Regions from separate parts of the Homo sapiens genome. Here all the other regions are linked to region 3. Evidence: read pairs that join two places in POLR2A ChIA-PET (ENCODE). Cell type or tissue: PC-3. All regions are shown on one strand.

The links. Peaks named below come from ENCODE experiments on the same cell type or tissue, not always from the same donor. Only the 100,000 strongest peaks of a DNase experiment are listed, where the experiment ranks them.
Region 1: POLR2A ChIA-PET joins it to region 3 with 26 read pairs; 2 of 35 experiments call an interaction of 5 or more read pairs at or near these places.
Region 2: POLR2A ChIA-PET joins it to region 3 with 22 read pairs; 20 of 35 experiments call an interaction of 5 or more read pairs at or near these places.

What each region holds. Positions count from the first base shown.
Region 1 is chr13:44,538,185-44,546,184 of GRCh38, forward strand. All of the region lies in intron 1 of TSC22D1 (TSC22 domain family member 1), which reads right to left. Among named protein-coding and RNA genes, the nearest start is that of TSC22D1-AS1, 34 kb to the right of the region's middle. In PC-3, no CTCF peak of the experiment used is centred here; no DNase peak of the experiment used is centred here.
Region 2 is chr13:44,260,339-44,268,338 of GRCh38, forward strand. No RefSeq gene overlaps it. Among named protein-coding and RNA genes, the nearest start is that of MIR8079, 68 kb to the left of the region's middle. RefSeq lists an enhancer at 3,302-4,501. In PC-3, no CTCF peak of the experiment used is centred here; a DNase peak (open chromatin) is centred at 7,803; H3K27ac peaks cover 1,605 bases.
Region 3 is chr13:44,431,641-44,439,640 of GRCh38, forward strand. It overlaps TSC22D1 (TSC22 domain family member 1), which reads right to left. Exons shown (of 3, transcript NM_183422.4): 2 at 4,404-4,455; 3 at 503-3,243. The coding sequence ends at 2,986. It overlaps LOC124903167 (a long non-coding RNA gene), which reads left to right and starts at 5,564. Exons shown (of 4, transcript XR_007063778.1): 1 at 5,564-5,652. RefSeq lists an enhancer at 3,008-4,207 and a silencer at 3,525-3,634. In PC-3, a CTCF peak has its summit at 6,561 (motif pointing left); DNase peaks (open chromatin) are centred at 3,751, 5,171 and 5,611; H3K4me3 peaks cover 4,371 bases; H3K27ac peaks cover 6,844 bases.

The DNA of each region.
Region 1 (8,000 bases), 110 kb after region 3:
AAAAAAATACCTCAAGTTTAACAGGTATGTATTACTTTAGAAGACAGACCAAGCTACTTACATCTCAAAAGATATTTCTTCTACTTCTCTATTAGAAACTTTGTTGATTTGACAATTATAATAAGCCTCAAGACCAGCGAAGATGAGCTAAAAGAGTATATCCTAATATTAAAAGCAGTTTTCGAATAATTAAGAAGTTCACCCTTTATTTACTAGTTACTTTCAGTGTCAGGCAACAAAAAAAACCATTTCATTAAGTTTTCTGGACTTCCTCTACTACTTAAAAAAATGTTTGCCTACTTCATTAAGGTGATTTTCAATCCCACAAATGTTTTAAATGAAACAGATACAGAGAGCCGCTTTTAAAAGAAAGGAGTCTCTCAAGCTTCCTCTATTTCAGTCTTCTGAATAGAAAGAAATATTTTCATGGCCATGTAAAATTCCAATCTGAAAAGATTATTTCATTATTTGGGCCTTTCCATTTTCAGACCAAAAGTAAACCAGAGTAATTCTTAAAAGTTTATAAATGACAAGATCAGGTGGCTGGCTCATCCTTGTGTCTTCTAGACATATTGCATGGATCCATTCACCACTGCCTTCCAAACTGCAGGTGCTGGCATGTGTGACAGATATCATCCATGAAGGCTCTGCTAGAAGAATTCCTTTTGCTGAAGAAGTATGATGTTTTACCAGTTGAAAGAAATCTGGGCAATTAAAGAACAAATAAACCAGTCTCCCATTATCAAGATACCTGGAGTCACAGAAGGAATCCACCAAGGAAAAATGAAAACTTGCCAAAGGTAACAAGTTCACATTCTACCCATTGTAGGTGATAAGAACTTCCTGGAATCAAATCCTACCCTTGGCATCAAAGAAACTAAGAGAAAACCATCTTAATGCCATGGGGGAAATCTAGGAAAGGGTTCTTTTACCATAAATATTTATTCCTAGGGACTAGAAAATGACTTTTGAGTATATTAAACATAGCTTTCAGGGATACTGTATCCTGAAACTTACATTCATTCATACTTATGTTTTATTAAAGAATGGAGCCTAGAATTGACAGTAAAACCATAATAGTACTATCATTGCATCTTTTAAAAGATCTAATATGAAGTCCTAACATTTGAGGTAGGAAGAAGACCAAAAGGTTCTCACTAACAGTGTAGGATAACACTTGGACATGTGACTGTATAAATTAGACTTCAAATGTCCAGTTTGCCCAAAGATGAAATACAGAACCTTTTAAATTACTTGAATATAAAAGAGCACTTAGAAGTCCACTAATACCACAAAGGCCAAAATGGGTAGATATTCCCGTTTTAAAATTCCTGTGGACTACATAGGCATTCGTCAAATCATGTGCCCCAAATCATCCACTGCTTTAATTATCTGGAGAGAAAATTAAATTTTAGGTCTCATTTTTGAATGAGTACTAGTTAGCATTCTCAGAAAAACAAAACAGATTGCAGTCCCACCTGGTTCTTAAATGAACCCAAGGAGTTTACCACAGAATTAAATGGGCAATGGAAGGACACTCCAATCTATAAATTAACCCAAGTAAATAATGGAAAGCACCCACTTGTTTATTATCCTTTCCCACTCTCTCCAGAAGCTGGATATTCTGTCTCCAAGGGTTCAGTGGAGAAAGTGGACCCCTGACGTCAAAAGCTCTCCGTGGTCTTGGCTGTATCTGTGGTTCTAGGATCACTCCTTGCACCTCTGGTAGGAGAGAAGCACTGAAATAGAGAGCTGAATATAGATTTAAGGAAAAATTCTTATTAAGAAATTACATTCTCTGGTCATTTGAGTTTGTAATGGCTTAATCCTCAGGATAAAAAGGAGCTACCTTTGGGCATACTTTCTTTAGTGCCTTCTTAATTTGAATTTTAGAAGTCTGTCACCACAAATGATTAATTCCTCAGTAACTATTAAGAAGGGACCTGTATTGGTCTAAGCCATAACACACTCTGTGATAAACCACTCAACTCTGAGTGGAAGACCAAATCAAAAATGATAAATTATGACTGGAAACAAGATCATAGTTGTCTTTAAGGGACAGGGAAAAGGCACACAACCTCAGATATATCAAAGGAGGAGTCCCAGTTAATTCTTCTGTCAAAGAAAAGAAGATGGACTGAAAAGTAGAAACAGAAAAAACCAAGTATATTAACAGGAATACTACTAAACTTTGGGAAAGTCTAAGAAGCTGAATTTCTTCTCTGAGTTCAAGTCTTCATTAACTTAAAGAATTAATCACACTATAGGCCCATATTATAGCAATACAAAGCTAAGCCTATATTTTATGAAAGCTTATGACTACTGTCACTGAAAAGATTTATTCTTCAAGCACTCAGCTTTAAAACTGGGAAGGCAGAATAGTGGATATAGGCAATACAGACTCAAAATCCTTTTTAAAATGCATAATCATTTTCTTTTGGGTCAAGAAGAACCAGGAATAATCATTAATGGCTATAACATAGAAATTAAAGCAGTAAGATATACCCAAATTATAGATGATGGCAAAGATACTAGAAAATAGTTAGCTTTATTATAGGAATAAATAAGAGAAGGAAGTTCAAAGCACATAGCATCTGATCAAGGAAAAGCTGAAAGGAGAATAAGATAGGCAGATACATATTTAAAGTTACAGGGACTGCAGGATAAATTTTAACAGTGTTGCCTTTGGAAAACAGATCAATTATGCTTTGTGGTACAGAGTAATACATCCCTATTAAATTTCAGATCTTATTCTAAATATAAAGGTGCTGCGTATCCTTGTTCTACGGAGTACAGTCAGTCACAGTATCCTATTTCTAGGACATGTTATATTTTGGGATAAAGTTTTTATGAAATGCTATCAAGTAATCTCCCTCTCATACCAACTAGTTATCACAAGGGTTCCTTACCTGTTAGTGGAACGAGGATTGTGTTCTCTTGTTCTCTATCAATCAACCAACAAAGGTTATAGTCTCAGCACTAAGACGGTAGCAACCAACCAAAGTTAGTGTTTCTAATGCCTTCACTTCCTCCTGGCTCTGCCAGCCAGTTTGGAAATGTACCAAAAGCTGAAAAGGAATGGTTATTCCATTACCTAACAACATTTAGACTAAGTAATTTTAAAAGCTTAAAGATGAAAAGAATGAGCTAACCCTTCTGCACAGGGACATATCCAATTCTGTACAAATGAGAAATGACAGTTTGGCCTAAGTAAAGAAAACCTATGAATTTAACCATCAAATCTGCAATTACCAAATATTAAAGAAAAGAAAAAAGAAACTGGAAAGAAGAAGGTGAAACTGCCATCTAACAAGAGGTATCAAATAATTATGAAAGTACTTTATGCACCTAAAGTGGCAGCTATTTTTTCAATTTAAGCTTCCAACAGATTTTAAGTCCAAAAGCCTTTTAGTATTTAAAAGACTGTATCTTTAGATCAGTAGGCTTTAAAAAGTATTTTACAGTATAATCACAATGAGGAGGTATATGATGGATGATAAGAAGAAAGGAGCACAGATTAGAAAAAGGATCTGAATGCTGAATCTTAACAAATGCAATCTAATTAAGTAGTTTCAAGAGTCTAAAACACCCTAGTAGATTAACAAAGCATTCCACAGCTGGAGTTGTTAAGGAGTGGCTCTTTAACAGAGGAAAAAGGCTTAAAATCAGTACGTTGGAGCTATCTACATACATTTTCACAGTACCTATATGGTGCAAATAGGTGCTATAAAAGTGCTTTAAAAATTATTTATTAAACAATCATCCTCTAGCCTTTTCTAATCAATTTCCTTGACAAATTATTCTTTTTCATATAGTAATAGCTCAATATCAACCATGAAAATTATCTAAGATTTCTAAATTAATGAAATCTAAGTAAAACTTAACTACTTTAAAATAGTTTAAAACCTATTCAGAAATTATAATTAAGATACGATTTTCCAAATTTCCTTTAGTTTCCTTTCCAGTCGTTTTCAATAGTTAACTTTCCAATAGTTTTCCTTCAGTTCTTGAATACTAATCCATAATAATATATAGGTGAGTGAAAATACAGGCAAAAAGAAAGAGGTACATTTTGATATAGGAAATACACCTCGTAATTTTCATTTTTAAGTTTACAGGCCTACTTCACTTTGAAAATGAAAAACAACTCACAAAAAACCAGATCTTGCTCAGATTAATATTGGTCTAAATTTAGAATTTCTCCTACAACAGGAACTTTACGTTAAATGCATCCAAATCTTTATTTATCACACACCACAGTATAATATAGATAAAAAGTACAACAAACTTAGATTTAAAAAACCAAATGTCCGAAGGTTAAGTTACACAACAAGTTAAATATGAGAGCTCACTGGAGAAAATGAATCTTTACAAACTTCCCCTAAGTCAGAACGCTTTCAGAATATAACTTCTTTATTTTGCCTGAAGTACCAAAACATAATAATTCAACACTCATACTCAGAAATGAATAAGCAGATTTCTCTAAGTAGAAATTATTTTGAAATCACTGAGGAGAGCTGGTAAAGAGAGCTTGCTTTAAGAGTTAATAATTTATGAAGACTCTGAATTTGATAATGTATCATTTATATAAAAAATGTAAAGATGCTTTCAAAATGGGGTCATTATTTGAAAAAGAAAGTGCAGCCTTTGTGAGAATATTATTGATGGAAGCTCCTAAAAATGATACAGGAAGCCCTTACCTAATTCTATTTTAGTGGACAACATTCTTCTATGTGATATTTTAAGAGGGAGAAATATTTATTACACTGCAAGACTTACATTTCAACCACTAGAGAAAAAATTTCAAACCAAAGCTAACAAAATCAGCAATGCTAAGCTGCTACCTCAAATGGCTGTTATAGATCTATTAACCTACCAGTACATCAATGAAATCATTTTAACATTTTCTGTAAATAATGAAATTTTTAAAGATTCTTACTGAAAATCCATGTATATTCAAATCAGAAGCAGTATTTTATATATAAATACCACTGAGAAAATTTTATGAGAAGTACATCAAATTAGGCTGTTTGCAATATTTGTTCTCAATATTAAATTATGAAATGAGCATACACAGCTTATTAGTTTTAAGCATTTCTAATATCTAAGCATAAGGGAAGGCTACACCTATTTAAGCTATGAAATAGAAGGCACTATGTTTCTACAAAGACTGATTTCTACTCAAATGTGCTACAACTGACTGATCTAAAGTTGAACTTAATGGTTTATAAATTTACCGATTATTCATTAACCTGGACATTCTACATACATTGGAAGTATCTTTTTATTCTTTACCTATTATCACCCATTCATACTGGTTCTAAGGCACTTCTACAAAGAAAACAAATTCTTCACAAATTCCTCTAAGTATCCAAAACAGTCCTAGCTGGCAGTAAGAAGAAAAGGAAAGAACATGCTTAACAGAAGCAGTGTGTCTTTTATCTCTAGACCCTAGAAAAGTGCTTGGCACACGGAATAGGTAACTCAGTAAATGCTTTACAAATAAGTTACTGATCAAAAAACAAAGGAGAATTTTGTCAAGTGGCCGATATCTAAAGTAGACACTAAAAAGTTCAACTTTCTAATCCTAAAGAAAACAAAAAATTTATCAAAAGTATAACTTTCGGCCAGGCACCATGGCTCACGCCTGTAATCCCAGCACTTTGTGAAGCTGAGGTGGGCCGATCACCTGGGGTCAGGAGTTCAAGACCAGACTGGCCAACATGGTGAAACCTTGTCTCTACTAAAAATACAAAAAATTAGCTGGGCATGGTGGCGCTCACCTGTAGTCCCACCTACTCGGGAGGCTGAAGGAGGAGAACCGCCTGAGCCTGGGAGGCAGAGGTTGCAGTGAGCTGAGACTGTGCCATTGCACTCCAGCATGGGTGACACAGCAAGACTCCGTCTCAAAAAATAAAAAATAAAAAATAAACTTTCATGTATCCATCTCTTTTTGGGGTCGTCAACTTCTAAGGATTAATTTTTTAGTATAGTTAGCAGAAATTTCAAAGGTATTATCCTGAGAGATGATACAAATGTTAGCCAAATTGCAACAATTACAGATTTCTAATATTCTTTTTCAGAGATTTAAAAGTAGTACAAAAACCAGATACTGCCAGAATATCCAATTTCAAAAAGGGAGAGATCTTACCCGATAACAAAACAAAAAGGCAAAAAAAAAAAACCCACCCAAGTTCTTCGGAATTAGTTAACTAAGGTATTGTACTGACACTGGAGGTAAAGATTATTTCTAAACCATAAATCTTGTGTGTATTATCAAATGGAATACACATTTTTTGAAAAAAAATAGGGAAGACTCTGAGCAAAGTTGTGTGTTAAAAAGAATTTTTTTTTTAATTAAAAAAAAAAAAAACCAACGGGAAGGAAGTCTGAACTTAAGGGGCTGAATACCATCAAGAGGATATGTGCTTAATCATGGACAGTAATTTCCTAAAAGAGAAGAAAGCTGTAATGAAAACAGAAAAACCTAACTATTAAAGCATTTTTAGAGCTCAACATCTAGCCAAATTCCATTATCTGTATATTTTCTCTTCAACCTTTTGGAAAATATACCATCTGAAAATGTTACCGGTATTCAAGTTAGTCCACTAGATATAAATATCAAGTATTTGTTAAAAGACAACCAACAGATAACCCAAATGTGTTCATGCTCCACTGAGGTAGAAGATGAAGTAAAACAGATGAAAAAGAAACAATCTACAATATATATATTTTAGAGTAGTTAATTCACTATAGAATAAAAGATAAAAGGCAATCATAGAAACACAGTTGCATAAACTATATTGACTATAAAAAAGGATAAGGCAACCTAAGGGTCAAGAAAACTAAATATAAAAATGATTAAATTTGGCAGGGCACAGTGGCTCACGCCTGAAATCTCAGCACTTGGGAGGCCAAGGTAGGCGGATCACCTGAAGTCAGGAGTTCAAGACCAGCCTGGCCAACATGGTAAAACCCATCTCTAATAAAAAATACAAAAATCAGCCGGGTGTGGTGGCACACGCCTGTAGTCCCAGCTACGTGGGAGGCTGAGGCAAGAGAATCGCTTGAACCCGGGAGGTGGAGGTTGCAATGAGCCGAGATCACACCACTGCACTCTAGCCTGGGCAACAAGCGAGATTCTGTCTCAAAAAATAAATAAATAAATAAAGCTTAAATTTGCCACTGACTCCTTAAAGTGAAAAAGGCTAGTATATGTCATTAAAAAAACCTTAGTAATTTTAAGAAGATCTCTAAATTGCTCTAACAAATACTTTTTTCATAATTAACCTATCCATTACTTTTACCTCGCTAGTGTCTTCTTCGTCTTGCTAGCATGAAATATTTAGCTTTATTCTTATAATGGCCAGCAGCACATTTTGGACCTATAAGGTACTGAAAAAAAAAAAAAAAAGGATAATCTTCCTACTGTATTTTTTCATTCTAGGATCTTGGGTTGCGTTACGTTCATAAGAGTGCACTTAGAAAACTCAGAAAACATGAAAGACCAGGCCAGGCGTGCTGGCTCACACCTGTAATCTCAGCATTCTGGGAGGCCAAGGCGGGTGGATCACTTGAGGCCAGGAGTTCAAGACCAGCCTGGCCAACATGGTGAAACCCCGTCTCTACTAAAAATACAAAAATTAGCCAGGTGTGATGGTGCATGCCTGTAATCCCAGCTACTTGGGAGGCTGAAGCACAAGAATCACTTGAATCCAGCAGGCAAAGGTTGCAGTGAGCCAAGATCGCGCCACTGCACTACAGCCTGGGTGACAGAGCGAGACTCCGTCTCAAAAAAAAAAATAAATAAATAAAAATACAAATACAAATAGATAAAAAAGAAAAGAAAGACCATAGCAACAAAACCACTTACGTTTTGCGAATTAGGCTGCCTTTACATTAATTCCTTTGGGTCTTTATCCATTTATGACAAGGAAAATAATGTATCAGTCAATGAAACAAAAAAAGATGTTAAATAATTAAATGTAAAAGATTCTGAT
Region 2 (8,000 bases), 170 kb before region 3:
AGAGCAGTTTTTTCCTCCTGAAGCTGAAATCAATATTAAATTAAATCTGTGTGCTTTGTCTCCATGAATAACTTTCTAACATTCTACATTGGCCAATCAGAATCCCTTCACCCTTGTCAATTCCACTTGGGTAACTTTTTTTTTTTTTTTACTCTGTTTCTTTGCCACCAAACTGCGTGTTCCCATAGGAAAGACACAGCATAACGCATCAGTTGCTCCTTGCTACTAAACAGTTGGTGGGAAAACTAAAATCTGCAGGGAAGAAGAGTAAGATAATTTTTTAACTCTTCAAGGGCACATTTCCTGTTAACCAGCTCTGTCCCCTGGGACAAGTGTGTTAAATGAATATTGACTTGGGGAAGAATCTGGGATCAAATAGGATTCTGAGCCTGTGAAGATGCTTCTCTCTCCTCATCCCCATGCTGGTGGGTGATTTTTTTAAGGTCTTCATCTTCTAATTCCCCTATTTCAACTGTTTGAATCTTTCTGGGAGACTGATTCTTCATTGAGGCTGCACTTGAGAACATGACATAAAACCATAATTTTAAAAGCACTCTAAGACTTGATACAATGAAATCAACTTAAATGTAATTATTTCTTTCCAGGATATTCTTTTTTTTTTTTTTTTTTTGCCTTTTTAAATCATTGCAGTTCTTTTCTGCTAATCTCTAACATCCCTATTCCATGACCCCCCACCAATAAATCCTAGTTTTGCTTCCTCCTTGGCCTGACTTTTGCTTGTTACCCGGAAGCATAAAAGCATCTCAAGTTTAAAAGACGTGTGGTCAGAAGCAAAGAAAAGACCCACCAAAGATGATGTCAATTAAGTCTAGCAGAAGCATTTCTTTCCATGAAAGCACACAGCCCCTAGCATCTGGGGGGAGAAGCTAACATGGTTGAGTCCCTACTGTATGGCAAGCATCTTCAATTAATCGAGACAACAACTTGCAATGCAGTGGTTATACTTGGTAAGTGAGGAAGCTGATGTTTGGAAAGGTGAAGCAACTTTTAGCCCGGTGACAAGCAAAGACTCAACCCTTGCCAGTAGAATTCCCAAATCTGATATACTGCTTGTATATTGGCAGTGAAACATATTCCCTACTCTCCCTACACATCTCCACTATTCACAACCCTCAATCCCTTCCTGAGGTGCTGAGCACAGTGAGTGCACCATCCAACCAGAAGCAACAGCTGTGGAAAGAGCCTTTGGAGGGGCTGGCATCAATCAAAGTCCAGGCATAAACCTCAACAACACAGGACAGCATATCTAGGCTGTAGGACACCCAGATTGCTGAATCTCCTTGGTGACTATTGAATAAATGTCCATCAAGAAGAGGAAGGGGAGATTATCACCCCCTAGAGGATAGACCAGCAGTCACTGTTTAATACCAAAATGACCCCCTGCTCCATGTGGTCCTGGCCAATGGCACCAAAAGGTCTTAACAGGCCTTGCATTATCCCTTGGTCCTGTGATTCTAAACCAAGAGACCCTTGATCTCTGTCCAACTAGAAAACAAGAAATTCATAATATGCCAAGAATACGACTGTCTACTTCATTATTTGACATTAGGAGAGACAGAAGATTCAATTCTATGCCTGTCTTCAACTTGGCAAACACCCATTATTTGCTTATGCTTACAACTTTTCACAAAATCAGCCCCATGTGCTGGCCTGAGCCCTGACCAGGGGATGGTAGGTGTATTCCAGTGCACCCAGCTCAGGGGAGGGCTGACCCTCACCCACCTCCTGATTGTGTTGTTGACCATCCCATCCCTAAGGTGGTACTGATTAAGAGCATAAACTCGGGAGCCAGACAGCCCGGGTGAGTCCCCAGCTGTGCCACTTATAGCTGTGTGACCTTGCATGATGCCTCTGTACTCGCTCTGTAAAGTAGAAAAGAGAGAATACGTTTCCCTAGAATCATTGTGAGGGGCAAATGAAATATTATATGTGAACTTAGAACGGCACTGACTTGAGTCAGGGGTCTATAAATGAGGGCTGTGTCTAATATAATTATTAATATTGCTCCTGATAATGTTTGGGAAAGGCAGCCTCCTTTTCCAATACTTTCTTAAACCCACCCAGCTCTCACAAGGACAAAAGAGACTAAGGAGGCAGGACCCAGGGTGGTTCTGGAGGTCAAAGCTGTGCATTAGAAGGCAAGGAGCCCTGGATTAGATGCTATCAGACCTAGGAACAAGTCCCCCTCTGCTTAGATGAGCCACAGGATCTCCGTAGATCTCAGCTTCCACATCTGCTGTGCACTGAATTATGTTCCCCCAAAATTCATATGTTGAAGCCCCAACCCCCAATGGGATGGTATTTGGAGACAGGGCCTTTGGAAGTTCCTTTGGTTTAGATAAGGTCCTTGTGATGAAGTTCGTGCCCTTATAAGAAGAGACGCGAGAGAGCTTGCTGTCTCTCTCTCTCTACCTGACATGTGAGGATGCAGACAGGAGGCCATCTATGAGCCAGGAAGTGGGCCCTCACCAGAAACCATGCTGGCACCTTGATCTTGGAATTCTAGCCTCCAGAACTATGAGAAATAAATTTCTATTGTTTAAGCTATCCACTCTGTGGCACTTAGTTACAGCAGCCTGAGCTAACGAATACAACACTCGAACCTGGAACCACCATTCTTACAGCTCCTTCCCCACAAGAGAGAGAAGGGTTTTCACATATAGATGGGGTTCCTGCACAAGATCCTATTGTAAAAAGGGTTCTAAGGCTGATAATTATTTTTAAACCGCCATAACAGAGGATTGAAAAATCCCTCCCACTCTAGCAGTGTTTCTGTGAAATCCATGCATAAGAACTCTTAATTCTTATGACATTGTACTAGAAAGTCATAGTTCACAGAACTTCATTTTCCACAAAATTGATGTTTTCCCCTGTTTTATGTTATCAAGTCAGTAGGAAATCTTCCTGAAATATTACTATACACTCATCACCTTAGAATCTATATATATGTGTGTGCATGCATGTATATATGCATACATATCTAGCTTTTCTTGGTGACGTATTGGTATTGTTTTGATCACCAATATTTGTACCTCTGGAAACAGAACAAGGCCTTCGGTGGCTATTGAGATATGCAATACTCTTTGCCTCCAGAATCATTTTGGGGGTGCTAAATGATCCCAGAATACCCTCTGAGTAGATGTTGCTCTCTGTGTTAAATGTGATCAGTTGCCTCCAAATCTGCATGATGCTTTATTTCACATACTGTTCATGGTGAGGCCCTGAGAATGGCTTCACATGGCATACATGCTGTAAAATGCACGTGCCCTGTGGGCTATTTTCCCCAGTGGCTTGTACACTAGTGCCATAAGCATGCACCTGTTTACACCCACTACATGACTTGGGGTGCTGGCCATTCAACTGCTAGGCTTGGCGCTGTGGACACTCCTGCAGATGGCACTGCCCAGAGGGCTCAAGGCAATTGGAGAGCTCACGATGGATGCCATCAGCAGTAAGGAGAAGCTCACATCTTCCACATTCTAAACATGAAATGCTGGAAACAGAAACAACCACTGTGGTCTGTTGTGGGAATGTACTGACCAAGCGTGGGGAGCCTGGACACTGCAAGAGGATCCTGAGAGTCCAGGAAGTCAGAGACATCGCTGTTGAAGTCGCACATCATGGGCACACATATGAAGCAATGCACACTGTATTCTGAGTAGATGGAGAGAAAAAAGAATGAATGGATAAGGCCGGACTCAGGAAGCCTTGTGACAACCCACCATGGCTACCGCCCACGCACACAGTGACAGCTTTCCCACCCCGGAGGCGCTTGCAAGCCGAAGTGGATACTTCTCTCAGTCCTCTTCTGCCCACTTAACGAGGCCCTGTGCAGACAAATTGTCTAAATGTTGTCCCCATGACAACGAACTAATTTGCAGAATGCCGGAACCAGGAGGGAATCAACCCCACTGAAAAACAGACTTGAAACTTTTTCCTGATGGAGATGACGTGAGAACACTCCAGGCCAGAGAACGATAGCAAGAGGTGAGGGGCAGTCCTCCCGGCCAGCCTTTTTCAGGGAAATCCCCTAATCATATTCCTTCATACACCACGTGGGGCTGGTTGTGTTTCCCACTTGGCCTTGGGAGGTGGTTCACACTTACAGTTCCTTCTGACTTGCAATTTCTTCCTTGCTGTCAGCATCACAAGATCTGCATTGCTGTGCCTCGACAAAGCTGATGCTCATAAAATTTCCATTGTTTCGCCATCTTAGCCTCCACCACAGAAGATTTTGTATCGGGAATCTGCCTCATTTCCTTTTATTTGGGTTTTGATACCTACCCTTGTGGTTTTGGAACATTTGTTTTGTTCTGTTTTGTTCTTTAAATGACTTTTGGTTGGAACACTGAATTTGCGTTGTGAGACTCTTGTCTTAATTTCTCCCCTTCTCTCCATAAAATTATTCACTCTGTTGCCCCGGAGATGAGATAAAATTCACAGCTCTCTCATAGCAACACTTTTGTTTTCCCTCTGTGAGTCAAATAGCATCAGATTTTTAAAATTTTAAACATGGAGACAATTACATTTCTTAAATCCAATATTTTGTCTCTCATCTTTTGTTTACTCAGCCTAGAGCCTCAAGGTCAGGTTACAATGAAAATCATACTAAACCAGCTCTTGCTTGTTTTCCCAGTCCCAAAAATATCTTCTTAGCCAATTCTTCACCAGGATTTTGTATTTTGTATTTGTAAAATACATAAAAATGATCATGCATTTATTCATTCATTTAGTGCATTTTATTGAACAGTTAGTATGTGTGGATAGTATTGTAGGTGCTGAATGCAAAGATGAACCAGAGGCTATCTTTGCCCTCTCAAGAATTGTAAGGTCACACTTTGGGAGGCCGATGCGAGTGGATCACTTGAGGTCAGGAATTCGAGACCAGCCTGGCCAACGTGGCAAAACCTCACCTCTACTAAAAATACAAAAATTAGCCAGGCATGGTGGCACGTGCCTATAATCTCAGCTACTCAGGAGGCTGAGGCAGGAGAATTGCTTGAACTCAGGAGGCGGAGGTTGCAGTGAGCCGAGATCACACCACTGCACTCCAGCCTGGGCAGTACAGCGAGACTCTGTCTCAAAAAATAAATAGATAAATAAATAAATAAATAAATAAATAATAATAAATCATAAGGTCGGAAAGGAAACTGGTCCAGGAAGCAACTGCAATACCTGGGGTAACTGCTGTGAGAAGAATTTGCAACAGGTTCTAAGCCATCAGAGGAGGAGCCTCTAATTCAGGGTTGGGAGAAAAAGGAAAAGGATGGAAAAGGGAGAGAAAAGTAATCAAAGTAGATGGAATTAAATGATGGGCAAGGCCCAAAGGACAAATGGGACCTAAACCAGGTTTGGTGCCCAGAGAAGTGCCAAGCTAGTTGGGTGAATGTGTGTTGAATCAAAGACTACAAGTAGAAAGTGTTCTAAGAGGGAATAAATATATACAAAGACAGAGGCAAGACAGTACGGAATGGCTGAATTCTGAGGCCATAAAGATGAGAAACTTAGGAAGTGCTCCCTCAGTATGGCTGGGAGGAGTGCCACTATGTCAGACAGATGGTTGTAGCCACAATCCAGGGCCAAATGTTGAAGCTCTTCAGGTAGCCTTGTTGTCTACACCCTTAGGAAACAAGCATCAAGCTGTCTAAGTTTAAGAGAGTGCCTGCACTTGACAAAAGAGTCTAAATTTAGGGAGGGTCCCCCTCCCAGAGGATTCCCTAGTCTGCCAGCCTCACAGATGGTCATACCCCAGGGCTGCTGCTTCAGGACAGACCTGAGGCCAAATTTCCTAGGGGCAGTGGGAGAGAGATGATGCAGTGTGATGGCCAAGCCCAGCACAGAGCTTCCCATGCACTCAGGTCTAGGGCTGTGGGCAGGGATTCCCAGATCAAGAACTTCCATTCAAGTTTTGATGTCAGAATCTGAATGCAATATAAAAAGAAAGCAGCTTCCCATGTCCCATGAAAAAGAGCACCACTGCAGGACAGTCTGTGGAAGATAAATCCACATGCAGGTGGGCTCACACACAGTCAGGGGTGCTTTGAACTCTCACCTGCTGTGTCTTCCCAGAGGCCCTTTGTTGACCCTACTCATCTGCCAGCAACACTGGAGGGTGCTGCTGAGACTCGCAGCCCCAGGAAGGGGACGTGCTAACTGGAGGAAAGACACCATTGTTATGCTGTGAATTTCAAATTGTTCTTCACCCTAAAGGCGATAGACTTTGTAAGTCTACTCAAAAGGTTGAGGTGGGAGGATGCTTGGGCCCAGAAGTTTGAGACCAGCCCAGGCAACATAGCAAGACCCCATCTCAAAAAAAAAAGAAAGAAGTAAGAACAACTGGTAAGAGAAAGGATTTTATCAGGGTTTCTAAAGCTTTAAAAACAAAACAAAACAATGTATAAAGACTCAAAGCTTTTCCAGCTGACCATGCATAGCAGGGCATAAAAGAAGGTATGCAAGGGAGCTCACACCACACAGAAAGAAGTGGAGCCTTCTGTCCCCCAAACTTCCCCTCCTCCCACTCCAGCATGTGGGCTTAGACCCAATCACAGAGGGGTGTGCTGGATGGGAACTGCCAACCAGCCACCCCAGCACAACAGTGGACTCAGACTGGCCAGGAGGGGGCTCCTGGAAGGTGAGCCTGAGGATGGCCTCACAGTGCCCTGCATACCCCTGTGTGATGAGAGAAGGAGCCACTGGAAGTCCACAGGCCCCGCAAGGACAGCCAATGCAGGAGGGTCTGGGGCACTGAAGAAGGACTAGTGTGGAGAAGGCAGGGAATAGATAATACCTGAGGAGGAGAATGAATGGGCACATGGATAGATGGCTGGCTGGGTAGCTGGCTGGCTGGCTGGCTGGATGAATGGATGAATGGATGACTGGATGGATGGATGGCTGGATGGATGGATGGCTGGCTGGCTGGATGGATGGATGGTTGGCTGGCTGGATGAATGAATGGGTGGGTGGGTGGATGGATGCATGGATGCATGGACGCATGGATGGATGGATGGGAGCCTGGCTGGATGGATGGATGAATAGATGGTTGGATGGATGGATGGATGGTTGGCTGGATGGATGGCTGGCTGGATGGATGGATAGATGGATGGATGGACAGATGGATGGATGGATGGATGGACAGATGGCTTTGGAGCAGAGAGTCAGAAATCTCAGTCCAAGGGGAAAGCTGGATCAGAAATGAAAAGTAGTATAAGGGCACTAAGGACAAAATGGCTGGGAGGGGCCTCCCAGATGACTTGCATTCAATGATTTGCTCTTTGCTGAGCCTTATTTTGATTGCAGCAAAAAGCCCTGTGGTAGATTCCCTGGGCAGGGAGAAAGAGGGGAGGAATGGAGCAGTTTCAAGGCTTCTAACAAGGGAAGCTTCTAGTCACTTGGATGTTACTCTCTCTTAGTATTAAGGATAAAATTAAAACCTACATAGAGCACAAATATACCTGTCTTTATATGAATCCTCTGCTATATAACTATGAGTTGAAAGTACCATAAGAAATGTCATCTTCATATCCAGAAATTAGTGCTATGTGCGAAGTACCCACATATAAAATAAAGCCCTGATTTAAAAGCTACTCTTGCTGTATCTTTTAAACCCTCACCTGTGATGATCTTTTGGGTATTTACCTATAAACAAATACTAAGCTCTATTTACATCCACACAGGAATTCCCCAAGGTAGTCATAATACTCTTCAAATCCCTAGTCAAATTTCATTTTAATGGAACGGTTCAGATAAAACCAACCACTCTGTGTTTGCCACATCCGCTCAGTAAGAATTCAACATTCTTGCCAGAAAGCAAAGAGAATGTTGTGATTTCACCCTGCCACTCCCTATATCTCAGCATTTCCAAAGACAAGCCCCACAGACCAGACCAGATTTGGTTTAGTTATGGAGTAGCACAGGAGGAATTTGCTCTAATCCGCTTCAAGATTGCCTCAGTTACTGAAAGTTATTTGTTGACGCAA
Region 3 (8,000 bases):
GCAGAGTAGTGTCTATATAGATTAATTTTCATTCCTAATTTTAGTTATAATTAACTTTTATACATTTCTTGTATAAATTTAAAGCTGTTCTGGCATTGCATATTTATTCCATAATGAAAAATAAAAGTTCTCTTTTAAAGTATGCAAAAAATGCACACAATTACTGAAATATGAACACTGTTCATTTGAAATACAAAGTAGACGTTCATTCAAATCCATGTAAAATTCCTACTTCTCCTTCATTGAACGGGGGTTTCTCCTGCTGCAACTGATGTCATGAACACTCAGTGCTGGTACAGCATGCCATTCCCCTTAAAAATCTTTCCTTCTCCACAGAACATAAGTGCAACATAATCAGTTATATAATAACCCACAGGCCAATAAGACCTACACTCAGGTCTATAAGCAAGTAGCAAAATGCCTTTTTAAATTACCTTAAATATGTTTAAATATAAGTCAATCATCTCAAGTATGTTTAGTAATTACTAAAATGAGGAACATGTATGGAAAGACATCTTTTAATAATTCATTCTTATTTCACAAATATTCAGCTGCCAAAATTTCATGAGTCTCACATTTTTAATAAAAAGACCCAAAGTTCCATTAAATAATGGAGAAAAAAACTTCTCCACCATCTTAATACACTGACATGAGATTTTTCAAATTTTCCACGATTACCACCTATGGTATTTTAAAGATCTTCATTAAAAACATAAAAAATGAAATGGCTAGGGATTTCTATTCACTATAGTTTTTTCAAGGAAATGTAATTACTACGTAAGTATTCCTTTATTAAATTTGAAGTTATATAACCAACAAGCCAATATGAAAGATTTTTCTTTACGTCCTTTTCAAATTCCCCCAAAATATCTTTATGACAACTGCTATCAGCCTATGGCAGTGAGCCATCCATCATTTCAACAGGATGCCCGTGTCACCACTTTATAACACATGCACGCTATCGAACAATTCTTTTTAGGGATCTTGGATGTCCCATTCACCTCTCAATCTCCCACCAGCTCTAGATGAGAGAAATGAATGATTCAGAAAGTTTGTCCTTGTTCTGCAAGGACTTAAGACAAGCCTTAGAACTTGGGATTGGTCCAATTCCTACTGGGCAGGGGGCCACTGCTGAGGCCCTAGGTTGATAGATTACAGAGCCGGTAAACCCACCCCATTCACTTGCTCGCTCACGTTACTCCTACTGCAGAGTGGGATCCCTCAGGCTCACTCCTCAGGTGCCAGGGGCCAATCTGCCTCAGGATTCCTTCGTGGTTTTAATTTTGGCCTGTTTTATAGTCATGCAGAATCAACTGCAAGGACATCCTTGCTCATCTGGTCCCACCTCAAATCATCTTTTGCTTAGACAAAACGAATTATCCCAGGAGCTAGAAACTCATCCTACACTAGGAGAAACATCCCAACCCAGGGTGACAGGGTTCTTAAAGTGGAAATCAGCTTCTCCAACTTCCGTCTTTTGATCCTAGATCTGCTTATTCCAATTATACACAGAATAAGGCTCCTTCTTCCTCTCAGTTCAGTAAAAAATTAAGATTTTCAAGGACTCCTAGAATTTTAAAGCCAAAGGGGAATGTAAGAGATCATCTCTTTCAAACCCCTACATCCGTCCAGGAGTGAAGCAACCTGTCCAAGTCACACAGTAGTTAGAATTGAGCTGGACTCCTCCACTGTCTCTTCTCTTACCTGCTGAACAACTCAATGTGTCAATTTCCTTTTACTTCATGCAGTCAAATCACGCCCCTACTTTTCCAATCATTCCACTGCCCTTCAGGATTTTACTAGTCAAATTGTTAACTTTACCTGGAAACAGTTGTGGAAATGACTGCCATTATGTTAACAGGGTCATATGAAAAACACTTGTTTATCAACATTTATATGCTTTATTGAAAGTTGACAAGTGCAACAGTTAAATACAGTGACACCTTACAATTGTGTAGAGAACATGCACAGAAACATATGCATATAACTACTATACAGGTGATATGCAGAAACCCCTACTGGGAAATCCATTTCATTAGTTAGAACTGAGCATTTTTCAAAGTATTCAACCAGCTCAATTGAAAGACTTCAGTGAACAAGGATTTACTTCAGCGTATTCAGCAGCTAGATTTCAGATTACACAAAGTGAGTAACTGTGCCAAATTCTTAAAATTTCTTTAGGTGTGGTTTTTGTCATGTAGCAGTTTTTATGTAGATCTATATATAAAAGTCCACACCTCCTCAGACAGCCAATGAAACAACTAAATTTCAATCTGTACAACCTAAATAGTAGTTACAGTCCTCTATTGTACAAAATAGTTACACTACATACACAAATATACAATAAGCAAAACAACCTTCATGGTAAGATAGCCTAGGTCCCAGCTACCTGTCACCATTTTGTCACTCTCATAGTTTTGTGTCATCCATTGTTTGAGAAGAAAGAGGCACAGTACTATTGTTTTTTATGAATTTTGGTGACAGTTGTCAAATTTGTACAGTGAACTCTGTTCCCCCTCATTTTAGTCTTTTTACCCTCCTTTCAAGTTCCTCCTGGGGGGAGGAGAGGAGAGAGGCGAGTCCAGTGAGGAGCTCCATCGCTTCACAACCCCATGTAGGACACTAAGCGCAAGCAGGAGAGAGAACCCTTGGAAGTGAGGGGTAGGGAGCCGGAAGGGATGGAAAGGCACACAGCTCCTGAGCATGAATTAAACCATTTCTCAGATATCTGCCAAGCTGCATGAGGTCCCGGTATATCCATGCTAATTCTCGGATTAACCTTTAATTCACCCAACTAAGAAATTTCTCCAAGCCATAAGCATATGAGTGTTTAATACTGGAAAAGAGATAATGGCATATGTCAGTCTCACGTCTCTTTCGCAGCGAGCAATGAAATGGGTGACTGTGGAGGCAGATTCTCCCTAGCACATCTTCTCCGTCTGTTCAGTTCACACGCAGCAGCCAGTTCTGCGGGGGCATAGGCAGCTATGCGGTTGGTCCTGAGCCCTGCGATGCTGGCTGGGCGGGGGGCTGTGTGGTGCCCTGTGGCTGGGTGGTGGCAGGGGGGGAGCCAGTCTGCAGCTGGGCCTGAAACTGGGCAAGCTGCTCAGGACTGGCCAGTGTCTTCAGCAGATTGTTCTCCTGCTCCAGCTGGGAATTTTTCTCTATTAGTTCTTTGATTTGCTCTTTGAGGACCTCCACTTCTTCTCTGACCGCATACATCAAATGGCTTTTCACTAGATCCTGGAAAGAAGACAGAAAAGGTTTAACTCATTATTTGGTATTTTCTGGACTCTTTTGAGTTTCCAAGACATTATTTTACATGGATCTCCCTAACTATTTACATATTCCACCTTTAAAGTTGGTTCAATGACACTTGGGGAAATCTGAATACAAACATGACTGTACAATACTTGAGTTTAACGTATAAATGATCAAGCTTTGTAAAAGTCTGTGCTTCTCTGCAGACGTTGGCCAGAAACGCCCAAGTAAGGCTTCCTGAGACTGGGCCAGAGCCGGGCGCTGGGTCCCCGACTGAGACCAGCAGCGGGGACGTCCAAGCCACAGCGCGCCCACCGCGTCCCCGCCCCCAGGCCCCGCCCCGCGCTCGCCCGGAGCCGCCTCCTTCAGCACCGGCTGCAGCCAGTTCCTACCGAACATGTTGCCGCATTTTCTTCCCTCCACCCCGCCCCCCTCTTTTCGTGATTAAGCTGACATCACAGAAACCTGGGCAGACGTCGCAGCCAATGGGAGCCCGAGTTATTTATAGCTCCGAATTAAAGGTTCAGAGTTTGCCTAGCAACAGTGGGCAGAGAATCCCGTGAGAAGAGCCACAGGCGCTGCTCCAATAACAAAGAACGGCCAAGGCGGAAATAAAAAATAGGAGAAATCCAGGCGCAGGCTAAGAAAACAAAACTTTTTCTCTGATTCTTCTTCATTGTGAAGGAGCCCGCGCCACCGGGGACCCGTTTGTGCACCGTCTAGAAGACCCTTATCCAGGATCCCGACTTCTGGGGCCCTCCCCACCTCCCGGCTCCCTAGTAAAATATTAGGATTCCTAGTAAAGCCACATCGCTAAAGGTGTGCTCACGACCAGCCGAAGGAGATAGTTGGCCAGCGCTTCCCTAATAAATCCCCAGCAAAAAGGGTCACCGTGAGAAAATCCCGTCGTGTGAAACCAGTCCGGGGAAGAAGACCATTTAATACCCGCAGGGCCCCTTTCTCCCTCCACGGCTGCCGTGGTAGGTGGCTCCACGCTGGCCGAATGGAGACAGCGCCGGCATTTCTACGCGCATCAAGAGCAATCATCATCATCTGAACTTAGGGATGCACTGGTTCCACAAAACATCTTATTTTTGTGCTGTGCCCACATTTAGTATAAATGATTTTTCATCAGTACATACCATAGCTTGCTCGATTTTGTTGTCAATAGCTACCACACTTGCACCAGAGGAGCTGAAAAAGAGGAGGGAAAAAGGTCATCGATAAATGGAATTTATCTTAAGCTTCCAAGATAAAAAGGATCTCCCAATTTTGTGATATTGCTAGCATCATATTTTGAATGTTATTTAACACTATGTAATGTATCACCCTCCAGAAAATGCCAGCCCCTCTCTTACTAACGAATATCCAGGCATCTCCCTATTTTAGTAAGCCACAAAGGACTAAATTACATAATGTGGGGAAAGCCTGTTCTCTGGCCAGACTTGCAAAAATAAGGTTTTTTAACATTTCGAAAAACAACATCCATGTCACCATAATCTCTCAGCAATGGACAAAGGAATTCGCCTGGCTATCTTTCACCTGTATTATTATAAGTATCCCACGAATAAATTTAAAGAAACTATCTTAGCCGACATTTACCTATTATCAAGTCTCACAGAAGCGTTTTCAGTCCCCAGCAAGGATGACAAGAAAGAAATTGAAAAATGTCTCAGTTGGTAAACTCCTAGATCCATCGCCACTGGTCTACACCATTGGGATTTCATGCAATTGCAGCCAAAAACACCCTCGTGGAAAAAAAGAGGGAACACCAGCAGCCTTGTATAAGCTAGATAAAATCTTCTGGCTTTCCGCAGCCCAGGGAGAAACAGAAAACGGCAGCCCTAATTTAAAGAAACCCAGCTTCTAGGGCTTGATGATCCCAGGCAGATGCGGATCCCAGTGCCGTGAAGAGGCGCTTCCCAGATCCGCAGCCGGGCTCCACTCAGCTCTAGACCAGGACTCCCAGTCTTAGTGCAAAATATATGCAGGAAAGAGCTGCGCCGATTGGCCGGCACGCCACTGGGACCGCCCCCTACTCCCTTCCAGGTCCTCCCGCTTCCCTGCTTCCCCGCCTCCCCCCACCCCCACCTCCGCCCCCATTCTCCAGATCCCGCTCGTGGGGTGGGCTGGCCTGGCGCGGGCCGTGCTCAGAGGGAGTGGGGTGCTGGGTTCGGAGGTTTCCACGGCGGCCTCAAAACACTGGGCCATTGCTTCGGCAGAAAATGTGAAGGGTCCCTGAAAAATACTATGGGGGCCCCCACACGTGCTTACGTTTAAGGGAGTCAGACCCCGGTCCCCGGAGCTGTGTCCCGCGGCTGCTTAACGGCGAAAGCTTCCTATTTGTAACCCGAACCGTCTGAGCTACTGGGCATGCCCAGTCCCACCACTGTAAGACTTCGAGTGTCTTGATTTCAATTATCTAGTTCTTACCGGCAGCGGTACTGGGAGGATTTTATAGACGGTTTTATTTTTAAAGATAATAATCACCCTGCAATCATGTATTTTTTTAATTTTAGAGGAAAAAAAATCACATTTGCTCTTTGAGAGATACTACCTTTTGTTTTATAGAAACAAAACAAAAAACATTATATATTCTTTGCTAGGCATGAGGGAAAGACTCCAGATAAAATCCAGGATCTTCCCAAAAAGCCCGTAGAGCCACAAACCTTAAAATCACATCTCCCTATTAGCATCTTCTCCCTAGTAACTAAATATGCCTTCTTCTATTTAGACCCAAAAAAGTCAATCCACAGGTTGAATTCCACATAAATCTATTTTTAGTTAAGTCCCTAAGGCACGTTTTTGCAAGCTGAGTGACAATTCCTCTAAGACTCAATCCCTCAATCCTATGAGCCTTCTTACATCAGAGGGATTGAAATATTATAAAGTATGTATTCAAAGCATACAAATCCTTGAAGTTAGTCTCTGCCCATTTGCAGTGTCCAGAACCAGAAAAGGGAGGATATAATGGTGGTTAAAAATAGTTAAGCAGCCAATAGATGCTGTAGGCTCACCTCTGTTTCACCCTCTTGGCCACACTGACCAAATAATTCCCTTCTCCAAACCAAAATCGAGAGATGTGGGTATAAAATAGCTTAACCCTTTCAAAATTTCCTATATTAATTTAAAATACTTGCAGGGATGCATCAATTAAGGCTACAATTTAATATACTAGAAATCTAAGCCCTGAAGTTTGCTAAATTATAATACAACATAAACAGTTTCCAAGTCAATACATGCGAGAAAGAAAACTTAACCTCTACAATACTGCCCTCTAATGGCATAATATAAAAACCAAAAAATCTACAAAGTACTTGGGGAGACCTCTCTAATCTGTAGATAAAATTGTGTCATCACAAATAATTCCAACATAAAATCTGACCGTAGAACATATATATGTAATACACGCACATGCACAAACACACACAGTCTTCTCTCCAAAATAAGCATCTTTCCTCAAGCAGCATCCTTTTCTAAAATTGCCATCAGATCCATTTAGACAGTTTTTAAGTTGACTCAATGCTGGTAGTGGGGGTAGGTAGATTTGGTTTTCAGAAACTGTCCAAAGTTATTAGGAACCAGACCAGATCGGTAAGCACAGTAAATGATGAAGACCACAATTCTCTTTTGGGTTAAAAACCAAAGTGTGACCAACTATAAAGTGATGAGATTCCCTTTTTACTGAAAGGTTCATATTCTCCAAATTTTAAGGCTTGGCTTTTGAATAACAATAATTGTTAACATATTTATAATTTATAAAAATTACATATATTAACTCATATGATGCTTTAAAAAAAAAGATACCCATTTCCAACAAAAGGAGACTAAGTAGAAGCTTAGAAATCGTAATTATTTGGGAAGCTGGCATGTGGTCCCTATGTCTATGAATGCTAACCAGAATATTATTTACTACATGATAGTCTCTATATTTTGAAAGTTAAAGTTATACCTAAAACTATTTGTATGCTAAATTCCATTTACATGTTTTAACTGAATGCCAACTTCATGAAAAAAGGGTATTAAAGCACCATTTAAGCTATAAAAAGAGCTTTAAAAAACAAAACTCTAAGGTCATATAAAAAAATTTTTAAATTCCAAGCTGCAGTTTTAAAAAATTACTAAATTAACTGAATTTATTCATGCCGTTCTTCAACATAAACAGAAAGCTGTTTTTATTTCAATCATTTTAACTGATCATCCATTGTATCAAGCAAGAGAAGCAAATATAAGCAACCATAGTCTATTTAACCCATTTTCCTATTGAAGGACATTACAGTTATTGTTAATACTTGGATATTTTAAATAAAATTGCAAGGAACATCCTTCTACATACATCCTTGAACATGTATGTGTGTGTGCACACTTCTGGAGAATTTGTTGAGCCAAAGGATAGGCAACTAAAAAAATGATTAGAAATCTAATTTTCTCATATATTTCACATAAATATGCTAGATTCCTTTAAAACTAGACTTTTGTATGAAAACTGAGAAGACATAATTTGAAAAAGAAGGCAAAGGAAATGGAAAGCTCCATGGAGGGAAAACCCTTGGATCAGAAATGTCCGTGGCACAAATGGCTAGAATTACATTCAAAGGCTCTTCTAATTGCAAGACAAACGATCCATATGTCTGGTGCCTCATCAGAGCTCACTGAGACTTGCTGACAGGGCAGAGAAAAATACTACAAGGCTTCCAGGAGAGATCCTTAAAGCCATGGACCATATAAGTCTATTTCAG